2 separate regions of the Homo sapiens genome follow, and region 1 is linked to region 2. A link is a loop called in an ENCODE intact Hi-C map of the cell type or tissue named here. Cell type or tissue: prostate gland. All regions are shown on one strand. Each heading gives the region's core, and the rest is flanking DNA. Links, peaks and the distances in the headings are about the cores only. Region 1 has its middle 380 kb from the start of MAF. Region 2 overlaps WWOX (WW domain containing oxidoreductase).

Region 1 (10,605 bases), core at 1,041-9,040, 150 kb before region 2:
GCTGCCGCAAGCAAGCTCAGAGCCGCAGAAATCAGGTCATTCTACGAGGAAGGGAATTTAGGACCCTCTCACCACTAGGTTAGGATTAAACTCCGCATCTTTCACTTCGAAGTGAAGAGAAGGAATCCCGGAGGTACAAAGTATTTTCAGCAGGCGCTTTGCTCGGTGCACTCCTCTAGATAGCTCAACGAGGAGCCAGCCCCGTGGCTCAAGCACCTGCTGGCTTGCCCAGGTGCTGCTCGCCACGAGTCTGTTCGCCTTGTCCTCACGCCCCTGTCCACAGATGGATGGAGTTACCGAACGGCCTCCACGCCGCGCTTCACTTATCCCCGCTCACAGCCCATCTTCGGGCTGTTCATAATGTTCTGACACTTTTATGAGTCCCTTGCTCTCTGCCAGGACAGGCGGTCCCTCGAAATGTGCAGTGAATTCCACGGACAACGGAAAGGCAGCTCTATCTGAAGGTGAAACTGCTCTAGCTAACAGGGAAAGCTCTTTAAAAGACCATCAAAGAGACACCCTGCACAATGCCTGCTTTCCGGAGGAGCCTCGCGCCCACAAGGCCATCCCCCAAATCCGTGAGTCACTGACCCTGCTGTCTTGGTGGTGCCATCAAAACCCGTTTCCAAGGGGTTGGGAGAGGCTTTTCTGGCCTGGAGATGAGGGTTTTAAAATTAATGTTACTAAATTCCGGCTGTGGCCTTTATCCTCAGAAGGAGAAAGTTCGTGTGACCTGGGTGTTGGGGGGGGTCTATGTTTGAAGGAAGAAGCTCTGAGAGGACACATGATTTGCCAGGATCACACAGCTCCGTGGGTGAGAAGGGGATTAGAATGTGGCTGATTGGGCTTTTTCTACTGTGCTGTATCTTTTGCTCCAAGAAGAATTGTGCTCTGATGGATGTGTGTTAACGATGAAAGCCCATCTTGGCCCCTCATTCCCCACCGTGCCCTGTCTCAGACTGGTGCAGGCTGATGTTGCTGGAGGGAGGAACTGGGGTACCATTCTCACTGTAGTCTATGTACATGATCCTCCCATTCTGGCTTCTGTTAAACCTGCACCCTTGGTGGAAACCCTGAGCGGACCTCCCCCTGCCCTAACCCCCCACCACCATTATATTCGTCTTCCTGAGCAAATTACCTTGTAACTCAGCCTAAGTGGAAACAGAGGAGAAACATCTGAATTTTCAACCATAACAAATATAGGCAGAGAGCTCTTTTCCTCTATCTTTCATGCCTGTCTTTGTGTACCTGTGGAAACATTTATGATCAAAGGTGCCAACCATTGAAAAGGGCATGAGCCAGTGAGGAAACACCGGCAGGGGCTCAGGGATCAGGAAGATCAATGTGTGAAGACTCACAGCCACAGAAATGGATCCAGGCCAATTTGTGAAGCTTTCCTATCCAAAGCTTTGAGAATTATCAGTGCATTTCCTGTCCTGGGATTAAAGTCAGAGCAGGATCTAGTGAAGCCATTCTTTCTTGATTTTATGAATGAAGCACATGTGATATTATTAGGAGATCAGACCCACCTTGCCCTCATTTAGACTGATAGTTAATGGGTGAATTATTTGGATGTTTCTTAGGTATTCACGCTTTCCTTGTAGATGGCATATTTTTCATTCTTTCCCTTCAAATAGTTGTTACACAAGTCATGAAATAACTTTAAAGTTCAAAAATAATGTGGCTGGGCAAGGTGGCTTATACCTATAATCCCAACCTCCCTTTGGGAGGCAGAAGCAGGAGGATCACTTGAGGCTAGGAGTTGGAGACCAGCCTGGGCAACATAGCAAGACCTTATCTCTACAAAAACTAAGTACTTAGCTGCGTGTGGTGGTGCGTGCCTATAGTCCTAGCTACTTGGGAGGCTCAGGTGAGAGGATCGCTTGAGCGCAGGAGTTCAAGGTAACAGTAAGCTATAATTGTGCCATAGCAGTCTTGCCTGTGTGACAGAGAAAGACCCTGTCTCAAAGATTTTTCTGAAAAGGTATTATTCTCAGATTCCAAGAAAGAAGTTGTGGTCTACACCCAGGATTTCTCTCCACTCAACAGTTATATTGACATTGCTGATATTTTTTAAGTCTAAATATTTCAGGTTTTTTTGATGAGGATATTTGTTTAGAGTAGCGTAAAATGTATTATTTTGTTTTCCAATGTTTAAAAACTTTATAGTAGCAGAGATGAGATGGGCAAAAAAAAAATCAATACTTCAGCTTATCATTTAGTTCAAATTTTTAGCAAGTAGTAATAAAACAAAACGTAGAATGGGGTTTGTCATATATCCATACTCTGGGTGTGGCAAAATCTGGGCATGAATGTTCAAGGTTAATAGGAGTGCACTGAGGTGGAGACATGAGGAGCTAAACAATTACAGTACCGTTACTCGACCATGGCAGAATGTCAAACTCAAGTGGAAAAAAAGTCTCTTGTTGAATACTGACCTGGCCAAAGTCACAGGGAGATGGTGTTCATACACACACAGCAATGAAAGGTAATTCAGACAACCAGCCAGTTGTTTTGTTTTGTTTGTTTGTTTGTGTGAGACAGGGTATCCTTCTGTCCCCCAGGCTAGAGTGCAGTGGCACAATCAAGGCTCACTGCAGTCTTGACCTCCCAGGCCCAGGCGATCCCCCTACCTCAGCCTCCTGAGTAGCTGGGACCACAGGTGTGTGCCGCCATGCCTGGATAATTTTTTGTAGAGACGGGATTTGAGACCAGACTTTTGTAGAGATGGGGTTGAGACCAGGCTCATCTCAAACTCCTGGACTGAAAGGATCCTGCTGCCTTAGCCTGCCAAAGGGCTGGGATTAACTGGCCCAGCCAGTTATTTTGAAACAATTAAGTGACCCAAAATAATCCACCTGCTTTTATTTTTTTCAAATATATGTTTCTTGGTGCCATGTAGCCCTAAGGTTCCCCATCCTGTTCCTGGGAAACTTACAAGCCATTCCATTTCTGTCAGTATGTCAACTCAAGAGTACTTTCTGGAGGCTCCATGACTGGACCTGAGTCAGCTCACAGCCGTGCTATAATACTCAATAAGGCAGCTGGGCATGTTTTACAAGCACTGGCATATTTTGTCATCATTTTTCTAAATTTTACTTTTTAAAAACTATTAGAGCATACCTTTATCATAGAAAATGTGGGGAATATAGATGAGCCTAAGAAAAAAATGTCATCCACATGTCCTCTACCCAGAGATAAACATTATTAGCACTTTTTCATTCATTTTTTCTCTCAATACGTATTTGTAGGTACAAAGTCATGAATGTAGGTTTAACAAAAATGGGATCATACCCTACCAACTTTTATAACGTACATTTTTCATCTAATAGGTTATAAACATTTTGTTTTTAAATTTTTTTATATACTTTAAGTTCTGGGGTACATGTGCAGAACATGCAGGTTTTTACATAGGTATACACATGCCATGGTGGTTTGTTGCACCCATCAACCCGTCATCTACATTAGGTATGTCTCCTAATGCTATCCCTCCCCTAACACCCCACCCCCTGACAGGCCCTGGTATGTGATGTTACCCTCCCTTGTCCGTGTGTTCTCAATGTTCAACTCCCACTTATGAGTCAGAACGTACAGTGTTTGGTTTTCTGTTCTTGTGTTGGTTTGCTGAGAATGTTGGTTTTCAGCTTCATCCATGTCCCTGCAAAGGACATGAACTCATCCTTTTTTATGGCTGCATAGTATTCCATGGTATATATGTGCCACATTTTCTTTATCCAGTCTATCATTGATGGGCATTTGGGTTGGTTCCAAGTCTTTACTACTGTGCACAGTACTGCAATAAACATACGTGTGCATTTGTCTTTATAGTAGAATGATTTATAATCCTTTGGGTATATACCCAGTAATGGGATTGCTGGGTCAAATGGTATTTCTAGTTCTAGATCCTTGAGGAATTGCCACACTGTCTTCCACAATGGTTGAACTAATTTACACTCTCACCAACAGTGTAAAAGTGTTCCTATATCTCCACATCCTCTCCAGCATCTGTTCTTTCCTGACTTTTTAATGATCACCATTCTAACTGGTGTGAGATGGTATCTCATTGTGTTTGTGATTTGCATTTCTCTAATGACCAGTGATGATGAGCATTTTTTCATATGTTTGCTGACTGTATAAATGTCTTCTTTTGAGAAGTGTCTGTTTATATCCTTTGCCCACTTTTTGATGGGGTTGTGTGGTTTTTTTTCTTGTAAATTTGTTTAAGTTCTTTGTAGATTCTGGATATTAGCCCTTTGTCAGATGGATAGATTGCAAAAATTTTCTCCCATTCTGTAGGTTTCCTGTTCACTCTGATGATAGTTTCTTTTGCTGTGAAGAAGCTATTTAGTTTAATTGGATCCCATTTCTCAATTTTGGCTTTTGTTGCCATTGCTTTGGCTGTTTTAGTCATGAAGTCTTTGCCCATATGTCTTTGCCCATACCTATGACCTGGATGGTGTTGCCTAGGTTTTCTTCTAGGGTTTTTATGGTTTTAGGTCTTATGTTTAGGTCTTTAATCCAGCTTGAGTTAATTTTTGTATAAGGCATAAGGAAGGGTTCCAGTTTCTGTTTTCTGCATATGGCTAGCCAGTTTTCTCAACACCATTTATCAAATAGGGAATTCTTTCCCCATTGCTTGTTTTTCTCAAGTTTGTCAAGGATCAGATGGTTGTAGTTTTGTGGTGCTATTTCTGAGGCCTTTGTTCTGTTCCATTAATCTATATATCTGTTTTGGCACCAGTACCATGCTTTTTAGTTATTGTAGCCTTGTAGTATCCTTTGAAGTCAGGCAGCATGATGCCTCCAGCTTTGCTCTTTTTGCTTTGGATTGTCTTGGCTATGTGGGCTCTTTTTTGGTTCCATATGAAATTTAAGGTAGTTTTTTCTAATTCTGTGAAGAAAGTCAGTGGTAGCTTGATGGGGATAGCACTGAATCTATAAATTGCTTTGGGCAGTATGGCCATTTTCACAATATTGATTCTTCCTACCCATGAGCATGCAATGTTTATCCATTTGTTTGTGTCCTCTCTTATTTCCTTGAGCAGTGGTTTGTAGTTCTCCTTGAAGAGGTCTTTCATAATCCCTTGTAAGTTGTGTTCCTAGGTATTTTATTCTCTTTGTAGCAATTGTGAATAGGAGTTCACTCATGATTTTGCTCTCTTGTTTGTCTATTATTGGTGTATAGAAATGCTTGTGATTTTTGCACATGGATTTTGTATCCTGAGACTTTGCTGAAGTTGCTTATCTGCTTAAGGAGGTTTTGGGCTGAGACGATAGGGTTTTCTAAATATGCAATCATGTCATCTGTAAACAGAGACAATTTGACTTCCTTTTTTCCTAATTGAATACCCTTTATTTCTTTCTCTTGTCTGATTGTCCTGGCCAGAACTTCCAATACTATGTGGAATAGGAGCAGTGAGAGAGGGCATCCTTGTCTTGTGCAGGTTTTCAAAAGGCATGCTTCCAGTTTTTGCCCATTCAGTATGATATTGGCTATGGGTGTGTCAAAAATAGCTCTTATTATTTTGAGATACGTTCCATCAATACCTAGTTTATTGAGAGTTTTAGCATGAAGGGTTGTTGAATTTTGTTGAAGGCCTTTTCTGCATCTATTGCGAGAATCATGTGGTTTTTATCATCCGTTCTGTTTATGTGATGGATTACGTTTACTGATTTGCATATGTTAAACCAGCCTTGCATCCCAGGGATAAAACTGACTCGATCGTGGTGCATAAGCTTTTTGATGTGCTGCTGGATTCGGTTTGCCAGTATTTTATTGAGGATTTTCGCAGCAATGTTCATCAGGGATATCGGCCTCAAATTTTCTTTTTTTGTTGTGTCTCTGCCAGGTTTTGGTATCAGGATGATGCTGGCCTCATAAAATGAGTTAAGGAGGATTCCTTCTTTTCCTATTGTTTGCAATAGTTTCAGAAGGTATGGTACCAGCTCCTCTTTGTACTCCTGGTAGAATTTGGCTTTGAATCCCTCTGGTCCTGGACTTATTTTGGGTGGTAGGCTATTAATTACTCCCTCAATTTCAGAACTTGTTATTGGTCTATTCAGGGATTTGACTTCTTCCTGGTTGAGTCTTGGGAGGGTGTATATGTCCAGGAATTTATCCATTTCTTCTAGATTTTCTAGTTTATTTGCACAGAGGTGTTTATAGTATTCTCTGATGGTAGTTTGTATTTCTGTGAGATCAGTGGTGATATCCCCTTTATCATTTTTTATTGAGTCTATTTAATTCTTCCCTCTTTTCTTCTTTATTAATCTGGCTAGTGGTGTATTTTGTTGATCTTTGCAAAAAAACCAGTTTCTGGATTCATTGATTTTTTGAAGGGTTTTTTGTGTCTCTATCTCCTTCAGTTCTGCTCTGATCTTAGTTATTTCTTGTCTTTTGCTAACTTTGGAATTTATTTGCTCTTGCTTCTCTAGTTCTTTTAATTGTGATGTTAGAGTGTCGATTTTAGATCTTTCCTGCTTTCTCTTGTGGGCATTTAGTGCTATAAATTTCCCTCTACACACTGGTTTAAATGTGTCCCAGAGATTCTGCTACATTGTGTCTTTGTTCTCATTGGTTTGAAAGAACTTTATTTCTGTCTTCATTTTGTTACTTACCCAGTAGTCATTCAGGAGCAGGTTGTTCAGGTTCCATGTAGTTGTGCAGTTTTGAGTGAGTTTCTTAATCCTGAGTTCTAATATGATTGCACTGTGGTCTGAGAGACTGTTATGTTGTCCGTTCTTTTGCATTTGCTGAGTAGTGTTTTACTTCCAATTATGTGGTCAATTTTACAATAAGTGCAATGTGGTGCTGAGAAGAATGTATATTTTGTTGATTTGCGGTGGAGAGTTCTGTAAATGTCTATTAGATCTGCTTGGTCCAGAGCTGAGTTCAAGTCCTGGATATCCTTGTTAATTTTCTGTCTCGTCGATATGTCTAATATTGACAGTGGAGTGTTGAAGTCTCCCACTATTACTGTGTGGTAGTCTAAGTTTCTTTGTAGGTCTTTAAGAACTTGCTTTATGAGTTTGGGTGCTCCGGTATTGGGTGCATATATATTTAGGATAGTTAGTTCTTGTTGCATTGATCCCTTTACCATTATGTAATGCCCTTCTTTGTCTCTTTTGATCTTGTTGGTTTAAACTGTTTTATCAGAGACTAGGATTGCAACCCTGCTTTTTTTTCTTCCCACTTGCTTGGTAAATCTTCCTGTATCTCTTTATTTTGAGCCTATTTGTGTCTCTGCACGTGAGATGGGTTTCCTGAATACAGCACAGGATGGGTCTTGACTCTTTATCTAATTTGCCAGTCTGTGTCTTTTAATTGGAGCATTTAGTCCATTTGTATTGAAGGTTAATATTGTTTTCTTTTTTTTATTATTATACTTTAAGTTTTAGGGTTGTTATGTGTGAATTTGATCCTGTCATTATGATGCTAGCTAGTTACTTTGCCCATTAGTTGATGCAGTTTCTTCATAGTGTTGATGGTCTTTACAATTTGGTATCTTTTTGCAGTGGCTGGTATCAGTTGTTCCTTTCCATGTTTAGTGCTTTCTTCAGGAGCTCTTGTAAGACAGGCCTGGTGGTGATAAAATCGCTCAGAATTTGCTTGTCTGTAAAGAATTTTATTTCTCCTTCGCTTATGAAACTCAGTTTGGCTGGATATGAAATCCTGGGTTGAAAATTCTTTTCTTTAATAATGTTGAAAATTGGCCCCCTTTCTCTTCTGGCTTGTAGGTCTTCTGGCTTTTAGGGTTTCTGCCGAGAGATCTGCTGTTAGTCTTAAACATCATTTCTATTAAATTTCTCCCACAACGTTATTTCATGGTAGTCAGAGAGCTTCGCCCCAACTGTTAGACATTTAAATTGATCTCCGGTTTCTCATGATATTATTTTTACTGCTTTAAGAAAAACGTTTCTCTGTCTGTGTCCCAGGGAAGTGTATTAACAAATAGCTAATGAAAAAAAATCAAAGACAAAAACAAAGCAGTGGCCTGTGTTCAAAGGATTAGGGTTAAACATAATTAAATTGTTTTTAATAACAGAACTTCACAGATCTATTAGTCTGTTCATGCGGTTTTTGAATTCTGAAACTCCTGATATCTACACATACATGCACACACACACATACACACACAATCACGTATACGTACACACGTGCACACACACACATACACAATCACATACACTCATGCACATGTACACACACATAATCACATACACTCTTATCAGCTGTCCAGATGATGAAGATTGCCTTGTTTTAGGATTAACTGCTAGAATTTGAATTTCTGGATTAAGAAGCTCTGTTTTGTATTATTAATAAGGATCATAGTGATTTTAATACTTTAAACAGTGGTTTTTACTATTAATATTTGCTATTCAGATTGAACATGAGATATAGATGTATGAGTGTTCATTTTTTTCATGTCTTCTGCTCCTATATTTTGAAAGTGCTGAGCTGTGAATGCTTTGGGAACACATAGAGTGATTTACACAGGCTTCTGGAAGGTTCTGGATTCTTGTTCAGAAAACGGTAACATGACTGAATTTTTTCCCAGGGAGGATCTGCTCAGCCTCTCTCCCTAAAGTGGGTTTGAAGGCAGCCAATAATAAGAAGAGCACAAAGCCAAGTACTTCATCATAAAGTCCTTCAAATCTAGGCCACACCAGGTAAAATTCCCCGGAACCAAGTTTAAGGGCAAGCTCTGTCTTAGCAAACCAGGCAAAGAATTCTGAACATTTCCCAACGCAGTCAAGAAAGTCTTCGAACTTTCTCAGTAGGTTCTGAAGCAGCAGAACAATGAACACTATCAAAAGGCTGGCAAAACGAGCTGACCCAAAGTTTAGCTTGTTTCTTTCTGCTTTCCGCATTCAGCCTTTTTTTATTTCGCTGACACAATGCTCCTGTCCTCTTCTGTCTTGGTTCCAGACGGGAAAGAGAGTTGCATACCCAGGAACTTTAATGGCATCTCCCGGTAAGGTTAACAGTGCTGCATGCCAGACAGGCAGGTCATCTGGGGAAAATAAACTGATCAGCAGCATATCCACCTGGGTGAAACATACCTACTCTTCTCAAAGAAAACCAGCAGCAGAGATAAAAGCCATCTGTGTAGGCAGCACAGAAAAAGTATCTTGCCAGTAACTACCCAGAGCCTTAAATATTTTCATGTTGTTTGACCCCAGCATTCTCCTTGGAACTGATGTTAAGAAAATAAAGAGTTCCCCCAAATCTTACACAAATATATTTACTAAACCACGATTTATATTAATGAAACATGGTGGTGGTAAAGGGTAGAAATTTTAACTCTCCAAGAATAAAAAAATGATTAAGTAACTACCATATATCTATCTGTTCGCTAGATACAGGATCATAAAGGCATTAAATTATTTTAAAATAATTTACTTAGTTTGAAATATATCAAGGTGTATATGGAATATAATCACAACTATATAAAATGAAAACTACAAGATACATGCAAATTTTCTAATGCATAAAAAATGTACCACAGTATTTACACTAGTTGGTTCTTTTGAGTGGTGGGACTATGGGCACATGTGTTTTTCTGATCCTGCCCCCCAAACTTAAATGCTGGGCATGCATTTTAACTTTAACTTTTTTTTTTTTTTTTTTTGAGATGGAGTCTCACTCTGTTGCCCAGGCTGGAGTGCATTGGCACCATCTGAGCTCACAGCAGCTTCCACCTCCTGGGCTCAAGCAATTCTCCTGCCTCAGCCTCCCGAGTAACTGGGACTACAGGTGCCCACCACCACACCCGGCTAATTTTTGTATTTTTAGTAGAGACAGGGTTCCACCATGTTGGCTAGGCTGGTCTTGAACTCCTGACCTCAGGTGATCTGCCCACCTTGGCATCCCAAAGAATTTTAATTTTTTAATAAAAACAGCAGTACATTTTGTTTAACAGAACATTAGTTACCAGTTATTTCCAAGATTAACTCTATTTAAATACGATGATACAACTTTTTATATAACCAATATCACAAATCATATTGAAAGGATATAAACATAAAGCCACATTCAGGTAAATTACCAATGGAATTCCCACTTGTTCAGCTTAGAGAAGCCTAAACAAGTCCTACATTGAAAATAAAGCACGGTAGGAATGAAGTCTGAGGTACAGGAGATCACAGACGCAGAGTGACAGTAGGGAACGGGGTCAGAGACAAATGGCCTTGGAGTGGAGACGTACAATGGTGGCACAGCGTCACACAGGAAGTGGTGACCCCACGATTCAAATGGTTTGCTCATTGGTGAAAAGGGGACAGTAACATTCACTTCAAAAGCTGTGAGTCTTTTTTTTTTTTTTTTTTTTTTTTTTTTGAGGCAGAGTCTCGCTGTCGCCCAGGCTGGAGTGCAGTGGCGCGATGTCCGCTCACTTTAGGCTCCGCCCCCCGGGTTCACGCCATTCTCCTGCCTCAGCCTCCGGAGTAGCTGGGACTACAGGCGCCCGCCACCTTGCCTGGCTAATTTTTTGTACAAAAGCTGTGAGTCTTAAATGAACAAAGACAGAATTTCAGATAGGCGTTTTGGTAAGCACTCGGGAAATGGTGCTTTATAAAAATGGACTGTCCCTCAGGGAATGCCCA
Region 2 (10,605 bases), core at 869-8,868:
GTGATTCTTTTACTTAGATTTCTGTAAAGGGAGCAAACACGACACTGTGTGTGGTCACACATAACCCACAGATTTCACTAAAATGTGACAGTTTGTTCCCTGATATGAAGATGGGATGTGCCTCATAATATTCCTTTGAGAAAATAATACTCAGCGTAGGCTGGTCTTACTCTTACAAATCTCGGCAATGTATCATTGGCTCAAATCTTCTAAGTAACAAATTTCTAAGAAACATTTTCAAGAAAATGGTTCTACATATACTGTAAGAAGAAAAAAACCCCACTTCAACAAATACTTTATTTTTAATGTTGAAAACTGGGGACTCCACACATGATCCAACGTTAGAGCAGATGTTAACTAAATTTAAGTCTGCCCTTTACAGTCAAAAGCAACAGGAAAAAACATAATTCTGAAAAATAACTTAATATGTTTTTTTGAGATAGTTATAAGGGAAGGAAACAGGCTGCCGAGGTATATGTACACCATGTATGTAAACCTCTCTTGCTTCCATTACCTTACTTGAAAAATCACCAGATGAGACCCCATCTCTACTAAAAATACAAAAAGTAGCCAGGTGTGGTGATGTACACCTATAGTCCCAGCTACTCAGGAGGCTAAGGCAGGAGAATCACTTGATCCCAGAAGGCGGAGGGTGCAGTGAGCCAAGATCATGCCACTAAACTCCAGCCTGGGTGACAGAGCAAGACTCCGTCTAAACAAAAGAAAAAAAAAAAGAGAGAGAGAGAAAGGAAAAATCGCCAGAGGTTGTTATTATACAGAGACAAAATTATTTAACACATGTAAGCAACAATGAAAGCAACAATCATATGGCTACAACTATATTGTAAATAAAAACTTAGGTATAGGGGAAAAAGACAGAAAGGAAGTACTGAAAAGTCCTAAAGGTTTCTAGGTTAAGGTGGTGGAAGCATAAGTGATTTTTTTTCCCTTCCTGTGATCTGCCGGTGTCTTGAACATACATGTATGATTTTTACAATGGGTTAAAAAACGAATGTAGAATAAGTAACTCTGCTACTATTCTGCCAGTAGTTTTCAAACTTAGGGCTGAGCAGAACCACCTGGGAAGCTTCATACAAATGCAGACTCTTAGGATGCCTTCCAGAGATTCTAATTCAGTTGGTTGTAATCTTCCAAGTGACTCAGGAATTATATTTTGAGAAACAGTGTTGTAGTGAATTCCAAACAAAGTAATAACTATTGCACTTCCATAGTGATTTTTCATACTGAGTTTCTCTGGGGTCTTTGGGGTCACTGAGGAGTAGGGAATAGTCGAATGTGTAGAAGTTGAGAGAGCTGACGTTTCCCACTTAAAACAATGTCCTTCCCTCACATCTGTTGTATATACTACACTTTGGCAAAACGTTTATTTTTCTTTTTTTTTAAAGGTTCTGTATCTAAAAACTAAAATCAAAAGCCTTGCAAGAGATTTATCTCCATTTTCTGAGTTCAGAATGGAAATGGTTACATCAGCATTTGATTTTGCAAATAACTTGCTATTTTCTGAGCTGGGGGAGTTAGGCTATCTCAGCTTAGTTATCTTTGTAGAGGGAAGAAGAGGATAAATAACATATGCTGATCAACTTACTATATCTCAGATTCTTTACAAACATTACCTCATCTAATCCTCATGGAGACTCTTAGGTTCTTAGTATTCCTAGCTTATAAAGGGAGATACTTAAGTGTAGAATGCTACTCCATTTCCAAGTAGGAGTGTAGAGATCCCCTCATGGTCACTGTTGTCCCCAAAATCCCAGGTCTCTCCATTCCCCCACACTGCCCATTGATGGGTCAGCCAGCCTCTCCAAATGGAGAAAATATGACCAAAAAAAAAAAAAAAAAAAAAAAAAAAAAAAAAGGACTAGTGACATTTCAGTCAGGATGAGATTCGGCTTTGAGTGACAACGGTGGTTTTAGGAAGTCAGATGTTTACTTCTCTCATTTAAAGTGTGGGAAATGGGGGTGACAGCCAACCATCATTAGAAACCCAGGTTCCTGACATTTGGGGCTGGATGATTTATTATATTTTTTAAAAAAATAGAAATCCAGGTTCCTTCCACATATTTGCTCTTCTATCTTCAACACACAGCTCCAACTTGGGGTCGGAGTTGCCTGCTCGAACTCTAACTGCTTTAACGTCAACATTCTAGTCAGCCGGTAAAAGAAAAGGGCCACAAAGCACCCATCCTCAGCCTGTATACACTCGTAGCAGAAGTACTGTATTGCTGTGCTTCTCGAACTAACCATGGTGAAAGGCTTTTTTTTTCCTCAGACCTTTGGCAAATAACTTTGTGAAGGGTACCCTCCTCCAGAAGAGATTTTAAAAAAACATTGAGAATTGCTAGAAAAAGGAAATTAAAAAGGACATACAAAATATAAGCCCATTTTAAAATTACTACCTGGAACAGACATAAGCTTAATTTTGACAAATAGTTACGAACTTTTCTAAAGGTTGACTCTCAAGCTCTCAACTTATCTCTCAGTGGATCAGTTATAAACCCTACGGAAGCCCTGAGATACGACAGTTCTGCTAACGTCCCATTTACTAGAACTTCATCAAAGGATCACTCTAGCTGCAAAGGCAAGCAGGGAAATATAGTCTCTTCCCAGGCTGTTGAAAATTAGGTATTTTATTAGTAGGTAATAAAGGGAGAACAGACATTTGAAGACACTCAGCAGTGTCTGCAACACTGATCTTAAAATGAAACAAAGTCTACGGCTGTCTGTAGGAGACATAAACTCAAATCTCCACCTAAAATGATAAATCCATATAACTCTATAATAACAAAGCCAGGCGCGGTGGCTCATGCTTGAAACCCCAGCACTTTGGGAGGCCGAGTTGGGTGGATCACCTGAGGTCAGGAGTTTGAGACCAGCCTGGCCAACATGGTGAAACCCTGTCTCCACTAAAAATACAAAAAGTAGCCGGGCATGGCGGCGTGCACCTGTAATCCCAGCTACTCAGGAAGCTGAGGCAGAAGAACCACTTGAACCCAAGAGGTGGAGGTCGCAGTGAGCTGCGATCGTGCCATTTCACTCCAGCCTGGGCAAAGAGAGAGTAAAACGGTGTCTCAGTAATAATAATAATAATAATAATAATAATAATAATAATAATAACGAATAACTACTATAATGTAAAAAAGCGATAGAAAGCTCTTTTATGTACCATAATGAGGATTTCTAGATAAAGGAAATGAATACACAGATTCTGCAACTCTCACTGAGGCTAGCACACGTCTAGATATGGGTGTGCTGATGAACAGCCACATGGAAGCACATTTCAACTAAAAACAGTGATGACGTTTGTCAATGACCCGGAGTCCAAATGGGGAAAACACTTCCACTTAGCTGAAAGTGGCAACTAAACTTCTCATCATCTCAGCCCAAATTCAGGCCAGAAAACAGCTACACACATTCTGGTTCTAAAGACATGCATTTGAAAATAAGAAATCAAAGACCAAGCATTTACTAAATACTAGGATTATGTTGTATGATAAATATACAGGCAAAGTTGAAGAATTGCTGGAAGATTTAAGAGAAAAGAAGAGGCTGTTGTGGCCCTGATGATGACGATGGTGATGGTGATGGTGATGATGAAGATGACAGCTAAAACAAGTACTGCTAACTTTGATCATTAATAATTATAGCTTCGATAATGATACTGAATATCTTGTAAAGCGCTTAATAAATAAAAACGTCAACTGCAGAAAAGCATGTCAAAATGAATACAGATTAATGAGATCTAGATGAATGGTGTAGCTTTTCTCTGTCCAGAAATAAACTCTTACCACATCTCCTCTCTGAATCTTCAAGTCTATGTTGCAAAGTAGCAACACCAAGGTGAACACTCATGAAATTCTGTCCATGTGGAGGTCTCATGCCTATGGGAGGCAGTGCAACTTTGCAGGAAATGTGACCCAGGACCTCTGCAGAGTTGAGAATGCATATGATAGGAATACTGTTTTCTGTTTTTGGGGGGTTGGGGGGACAGTCTCATTCTGTTACTCAGGCTAGATTGCAGTGGTATGATCATAGCTCACTGCAGCCTCAACCCCCTAGGCTCAAGCAATCCTCCCATCTCAGCTTCCTGAGTAGCTAGGACTACAGGCACACTCTACCATGCCTAACTAATTTATTTTTCTTTTTTTGTAGAGATGGAGTCTCACTGTTTTGGCCAAGCTGGTCTCAAACTCCTAGACTCAAGCAATCCTCCCGCCTCTGCCTTCCAAAGTGCTAGGATTACAGGCATGAGCCACCATGGCCGGCGTATAAGCATTTTTAAGCTAATACAAAAAAGAACGAGTAAACGAATGAATGAATGAACAAGTGAGCCAGCTCACACAAGGTTTGGCCACCCTACCACCCAATGAGACCATCTGGTGCACCAGACATGGAGTTGGTTGCAACACTGCTGACCATTGTCTCCAGAGAAGCAGAGCTCCCAACACACTTGTCCCTAGGCAGAATCTGGTTTAACTCCTACCTCTGAATCAGAGCCACTCATTTTTAGGCCAACAGATCAATTACTTGAAGCAATCAAGGGACCAACTTAAAAAGCTACGTTTACAACGTGAAGGGGAATGCGGGGCAGGAGGCCAAGAAAGACCCAAGAGTGGTTTAGCAAAACCAGCAGAGAGTAACTGACTACAAGCCTGAGCGTGTAATGGGACAGGAGGCTGGCAGAGAGCCAGTGAAGCCTTTCTTAGGACTCTAAAAACCTGAAACAGCTCTCCTAGACAAGGAGAGTTGAAGCAATAAAAACAGTTTTCAAACTAGAGAGAAAACAAAATGAAACTTGGTTTGGGTAATTGGTGAACTCTCTTGGGTAACAGGGCTCTAAGAGATGAGGGGGGAAGAAACGCACAACCCCTTCTGTATTTCACACCCTCTCAAATGGTTGAAAAGCTTTTCTGGCTTCCTTTAACAAGTACACCAACTTCAAAAGCTCAGAGTATGTTTTCTCCAAATTAAGACAAAAAAGTCATTGTCAGGTTGTCAAAAATGTATGTAGCAAGTAATAATAAATGCTCTTAGGAGAGGAGTACAATGTGAGACTCACCTGAACAACAAAGCCCCTTAACTGTGTTCATCAGAAGAAAGTGATCATACATTTGATTAAAAACTGCTAGCCTGGAAATGTACAGGCAGACTTCACAGTCTATGGAATAAATGGGAATCATAAAAAGAGAAGGTCAGTGCTTTGCAACCTTATATGCTGCCTCCATGCATTCACGTATGGGCTGCATCCCTCGAGAGTACACTCCCTACATTCTGAGTCCCAAAGTATGTGGGGGTAGGGAGGGACATAGTAAGAAACCACCTGCCCTGGAAGTGTATTGTCAAAATGTTCTGTGCTGAGTGACGATGCTACTTCAAAAAGTTTCTGTGGAGAATATAGTCAACACACCCACATTTCTCTTCCACTCCCTCACCAATATAGAATCACTAATCTAAAGAGATGAGAAAAACTTCATCTGTGTTCTTTGAAGAAACAAATCAAATGTTAAAAGAGGCCTTTCCATTGATTCATTTGAATTATCCACTTGAAGCTTGCACCACTGACTAAAGGAAGAAGCAAGCCAGCTCCTGGATTGTTGACATCTCTCGCATACCCTCTCACGCCCTGAACTTCTGTGCCTCTTCCTTCCTCCCTAGCAGCAGCCTACCTGCTGCACCAGTCCGAACCTGACTGCCCGTCTGCCTCACTCATTGCCAAGGAGCTTTGCTCATCTGTGTACAATCATGATAGAAGGCAGACGCTCCACCCTTCCAGACTATGAGAATTTTCCATCGGTGGTGAGTAAAAATCCTAGCAATCCATCAAGAAAAAGGGCATCTGGACTGATACGTCATTTCCAAAGACAGCCAGGAGACCATTTTGCTGGAGGACACTTTAAAAGCACAATTTACTTCTCAACAGTAATCTCAGCTTAGGGCCCTTCCCAGTTGGTTTCTGGAAAACACACACACACACACACACACACACACACACACACACATCAGAAACACATTCCTAAGAACAAACTGGAGCATGATGTTCTCTCAGACCAAGTGTGGGTTTCAACATTTACAAGTTTTATAAACATTAGGCACTGCAGCTGACCTGCATTGCCTTGGTATTAGGGAAATAGCTTAACTTTTCTCTTTCAAGTCAATTTGCCCAATCTTTGAATGATAAGTCTTGAGGAGGAACTATCAAACTATATTAGGAATATTCTGCATTTATTTTGGAATAGGAAATAAATTGTTTTTCACAGAAGATGTTTCAAAATAATTCTAAATGCTTGAATACTAATTGGTTGCCTTGAACATCCTTAAATATGTGACACAAAGGTTTGGGTAACTTTTTGGTCATAGAGGGGGAAAAAATTTGAAACAAGGTGTTTTTCAATGAGTCAATTTGGGCCAAAGTTGGTTTACATAGAGCTCTTATCTGAGACTAACTAACACCAGTTAGCAAAACACAGGTTAACCCCAGAAACCTCCTCCTCCTTCCCGGCTTCTCTTCTTTCCCTAATAACACAGACATTGGCCATCTATGGTGACCACACACTGCCTCATTTAATTGACTGCTACTTTCTATTTGCACACTGACATTTAGATGTTTTCTTTATTTTTTTTCAGTCCAGAAACCCACTTACTTCAATAATGGTTGATAACAGCATACTTTCCACTAGCACTGTTTATTAGCTTTAAAAAAAAAAAAAAACCTACCAATAAAGATTCTTTTTTATGTGACCCTTTTCCTGCCAATAGGTTGTGATAAATAAGTCGGTTCTTAGTTCCTAAGTTTACGTAAATGACTACAGTAACGTGTGAACAAGACAGAGATGTAAAGGTCTTTAAACCACAGTTTAACAAAAAGGTCCTGTCTGTCAATGAAATAAAGCTGTTTTGAATTTGTTCCCAATCACTGGGCTCTTTTGCTGGAAGCTCATGTTGGCTTGGTGGTGATTAATGCGAAGCCACACGGCCTTCGCTGAGTGCGTAAGAGAACTGGCAACTCTAAACAGCATTAATCGTACTCACAACTACTTGCTACATGCTGAAGTTTTCTTTATTTTCCACCATTCCAGGTCAAGAGGATACCCAGGTGCATTTACCTTCGCCAAGCGCAGCGCAGGGCCCACCTTTCCCCGAAGTGAGATGTCACACGTGGGGAGTTCCGGCACTTTCTTTCCAGGTAGTTCATCTGCTCTGCGCTTTACTGATCAAATGACTCTACCAAGTCAAGTCGGAAACTTAGACATAACTACTTCTCAGGTGCACACCAAGATAGATGCATATCTTACGCCTGTGCGTAAGACAACTGTGAAATGTTTGGCTGGGAATCGGTTAAGCGTGGGCATCAGACCCAAGGAACCACTTTCGGCATTCATTCCCTACCTCCTCTCTCGCTTTCTTTATTATTATTATTATTATTATTATTATTATTATTATTATTATTGGGTTTTTTTGAGACAAGTTCTGGCTCTATAGCTCAGGCTGCAGGGCAGTGGTGAGGTCATATCTCACTGCAGCCTTGGCCTCCTGGGCTCGAGCCATCCTCCCACCTCAGCCTCCTGAGTGGCTGGGAGCACAGGCATGCACCCCCACGCCTGGCTAATTTTTTTTTTTGTTGTTGTTGTTTGTAGAGATGGGGGTCTCACCATGTTGCCCAGGTCTCGAACTCCTAGGCTCAAGTGATCCTCCTGCTTCAGCCTCCCAAAGCGTTGAGATTACAGGCATGAGCCACCGTGACCAGCCACGTCTCTGTCTTGAGCTTCCTACACGTGCAGTGCTTTCTGAAAACCATGTGGCACGTGAACATATGATTGTGCATTCAGGAGGAAGGAGTGTGTCAGGCAGCACAGAGCTACTCTCAGGAACACGGGTTTAAGTCCTGACTGCACCTTACCACTGAACAACTCCTGCAAACACAGACACATAACACAATGGGACATAATTGTCCTCACCCCCAAGATGGTTACAGGCTTTACATGAGCTAGTTATGGGAAGTGCTTGACACAGTCATGGCATTCTTAGGCAGTTCATAAACATCATTAGTTACCGTTGCTACTATTTTTATAAGGATTACAGGGTCATTCACCCAATGCTCTCTCCTCAATCACTCTTACCAGATTCCACTAACATAAATGGTGTGTCCACAATGGGTTAGGGATCTTCCGGAGCCCCCCTCCCATCCCCTGTGCACTTGTACATGCAGCTAATAGCCCCAAAGACTGACCATGGCCAAGGCAAAGGCAGGAAGATCAATGAGAAAATCTGTGAGTTCTGCTTTTGTGCAGGCTTTTTTCTCAAAACTAATTATTTATTGGCTGATTTAGGTGCCTTGCCTGGATCACAGGCATTCCCAGGAGACGCCCTCTCAGGAGGCTAGCCTCTTTGGAAGGTTCCAGAAGGGAAGAGAAGGAAGGACTTTTCATTTGCAGATGACTCGCAACACTGTCAGCAGCACACTCATTCCATTCGAACCACAAAGTCCTCAGTAATACCCACTTCTGTGCATTTGCCAGGCACTACCATAGGCACAGCGAATACAGCTGCAGATGAGTTTACCTTCTTGCGGGAAAGACCAACCTGAAATGCACAAAAGCATAATATGCAGGTGGTGATAAGTGCCCCCCCCCGCCCCCCACCCCACCCACACGCACAAATTAAAAACCCAGGGCAGGCAGAGGATGAGCATGAAGTATTAGTACTATTCCATGTGGCAGTGGTCAGGGAAGGTCTCTAGTGAGGAGATGTCCGGGCAGACACTATAAAGGGTAAAGGGGTAGCCCTCACAGGAGCCGAGAAGAGCATCTCAGGTGGAGGGAAGCCCAAACGTGGAGTTTTCATAAAGTTTTTAAGAAAGGTCAAGGAGGTCAGGACAGCTGAAGCAGAGAGAGAGAAAGAGAGAGAGCGAGAGCAGACAACAGCCATTTTGATGTCAAGGGAGGAACAGGGACTCAAGTCATGCAGGACCTTGCAAAGGTTTTAGCTTTTACTCTGATTTTAGAAAACTTTGATCTGATGTGTTTTAAAGCAATCGTTCTCGATAGTGAATATCAGAATCACCAGAAGCAAAGACAGATCTCACCCAGAGCAAAGGGGATGGCCGGCCCTATGAAAGCTGGAGCCCCAGACAGGCCCTAGACAGGGCCTCCAAGGATTGCATCCAGCTATGCTCCTTTCAGGGAGACCTCACTAATAACCACCTTCTTATTCATTTCGCGGATGCTCCCTTCCAGAGCCGTCCTTCAACAGAGCACTTAACTGTGGCATGCAGAATGCCCTTTCAGAGATAGTTCATATCTCTGCCATCTCTGCCATCTCTGCCAACAAGCCAGTCCCATCTGCCAGTGTCTTCGACTGCAATGGTAGCTACCTTTTCAGCTGCTACTGTAGTCTGGAATGAAATCGAGGCAGCCAAGGCTTGAGAAAGTTAAACTGGAAAATGGTGACAAGCCACATTTGTATGGTACCTCGTTTGACCTGGACCATTGCCAGAGGGAAATTCTCCAAGGAGCAAAGTCCTTCTGGTAGAAGGCAGGTGGTCCCTTGAGGCGGCAGGCTCTCATGGCACAGAGCCTGAGAAATGCAAATTCGCCGATTGAATTAAGTGGGCACCTGAATGCTTGCTTAATCCGGCTCTATTGTTCAGTTCTGCTGGCCTTGCCAGCTGTAAAGAGGTGAGCTTTCAGAAATAAGGGGGAAAGAAATCCAATGAGGCTTCCTGGAAATTATTCCCTCCTTCCTTCCCTCCCTTCCTCCCTTCTTCCCTTCCCCCTTCCTTCCTTCTGTCCTTCTTTCCTTCCACAGATCCTATGTTGAGCTCAACTGTGAGCCTAATTGCGCACTTGATAATGATGTCAAAATGGTGACGAAGGCAGATTCCTTCCCAGCCCTGATGGAGTCTACTATGTCCCACTGGGTGACACAGATAATAAACAAGTACATGAGTAAAGCAGGTACTGCCTGTGCTCAGTGTGCGGGAGGAAGCAGGGCCTCATGACTGAGGATAACCAGAGGAGGTATGGAAGGTGGGCTTAAGGGAGGCCTCTCTGGAAGGAACGTCCCACGTGGAACAGTGGAGGGAGGGGAGTGATTTAGGAAGAGAGGACGGCAAACTCAAAGATTAGTAGATGAAAAGGTTCTTGGGCAGTGCACAAAAAGAAAAAGCAGGAGACAGGAGACAGGTGTGAAGGAGAAGCTGGAGGCTGCGATTATCAAAGGCTCCACAGATCATGATGAACAGACTGGATTTGGACTTTAATGTCCAAGGCAGTAGGGAAATGTTGGAAGGTGGTACAAAGAGGAGAGACATGAGCTAATGAAACTTTCTAAGGTATTCAAGAACAATGCCTGGGAGCAATGGTCATGAGAATGAAGCCACCTTTGTGAAATTGTGACCATAAGAGGAATATGACAGCATAGCTGACTCCATCTTGCTTCTAGCCCCACGGGCTGGCAGTCCTCACTCATCCCTGGGCATAGGGCAAAGTAACACTGGGAAGAATTTAGTTTATACTTTAATCTTAAAGCAAGAATGATAACAGCCTTTCCCGAAATGAAACCACCTTTGTAAAGCTCCTAAAAGGCCAC

Evidence for each region. Peaks named below come from ENCODE experiments on the same cell type or tissue, not always from the same donor. Only the 100,000 strongest peaks of a DNase experiment are listed, where the experiment ranks them.
Region 1: a loop joins it to region 2, with 1.9 times the contacts of the local background. A loop is called at or near these places in 1 of 110 quality-filtered maps.

What each region holds. Positions count from the first base shown.
Region 1 is chr16:79,219,283-79,229,887 of GRCh38, reverse strand. It overlaps a transcript of MAF not described here. Among named protein-coding and RNA genes, the nearest start is that of MAF, 380 kb to the left of the region's middle. In prostate gland, for the core only: no CTCF peak of the experiment used is centred there; no DNase peak of the experiment used is centred there.
Region 2 is chr16:79,065,681-79,076,285 of GRCh38, reverse strand. All of the region lies in intron 8 of WWOX (WW domain containing oxidoreductase), which reads right to left. Among named protein-coding and RNA genes, the nearest start is that of MAF, 530 kb to the left of the region's middle. In prostate gland, for the core only: no CTCF peak of the experiment used is centred there; a DNase peak (open chromatin) is centred at 4,675; H3K27ac peaks cover 1,686 bases.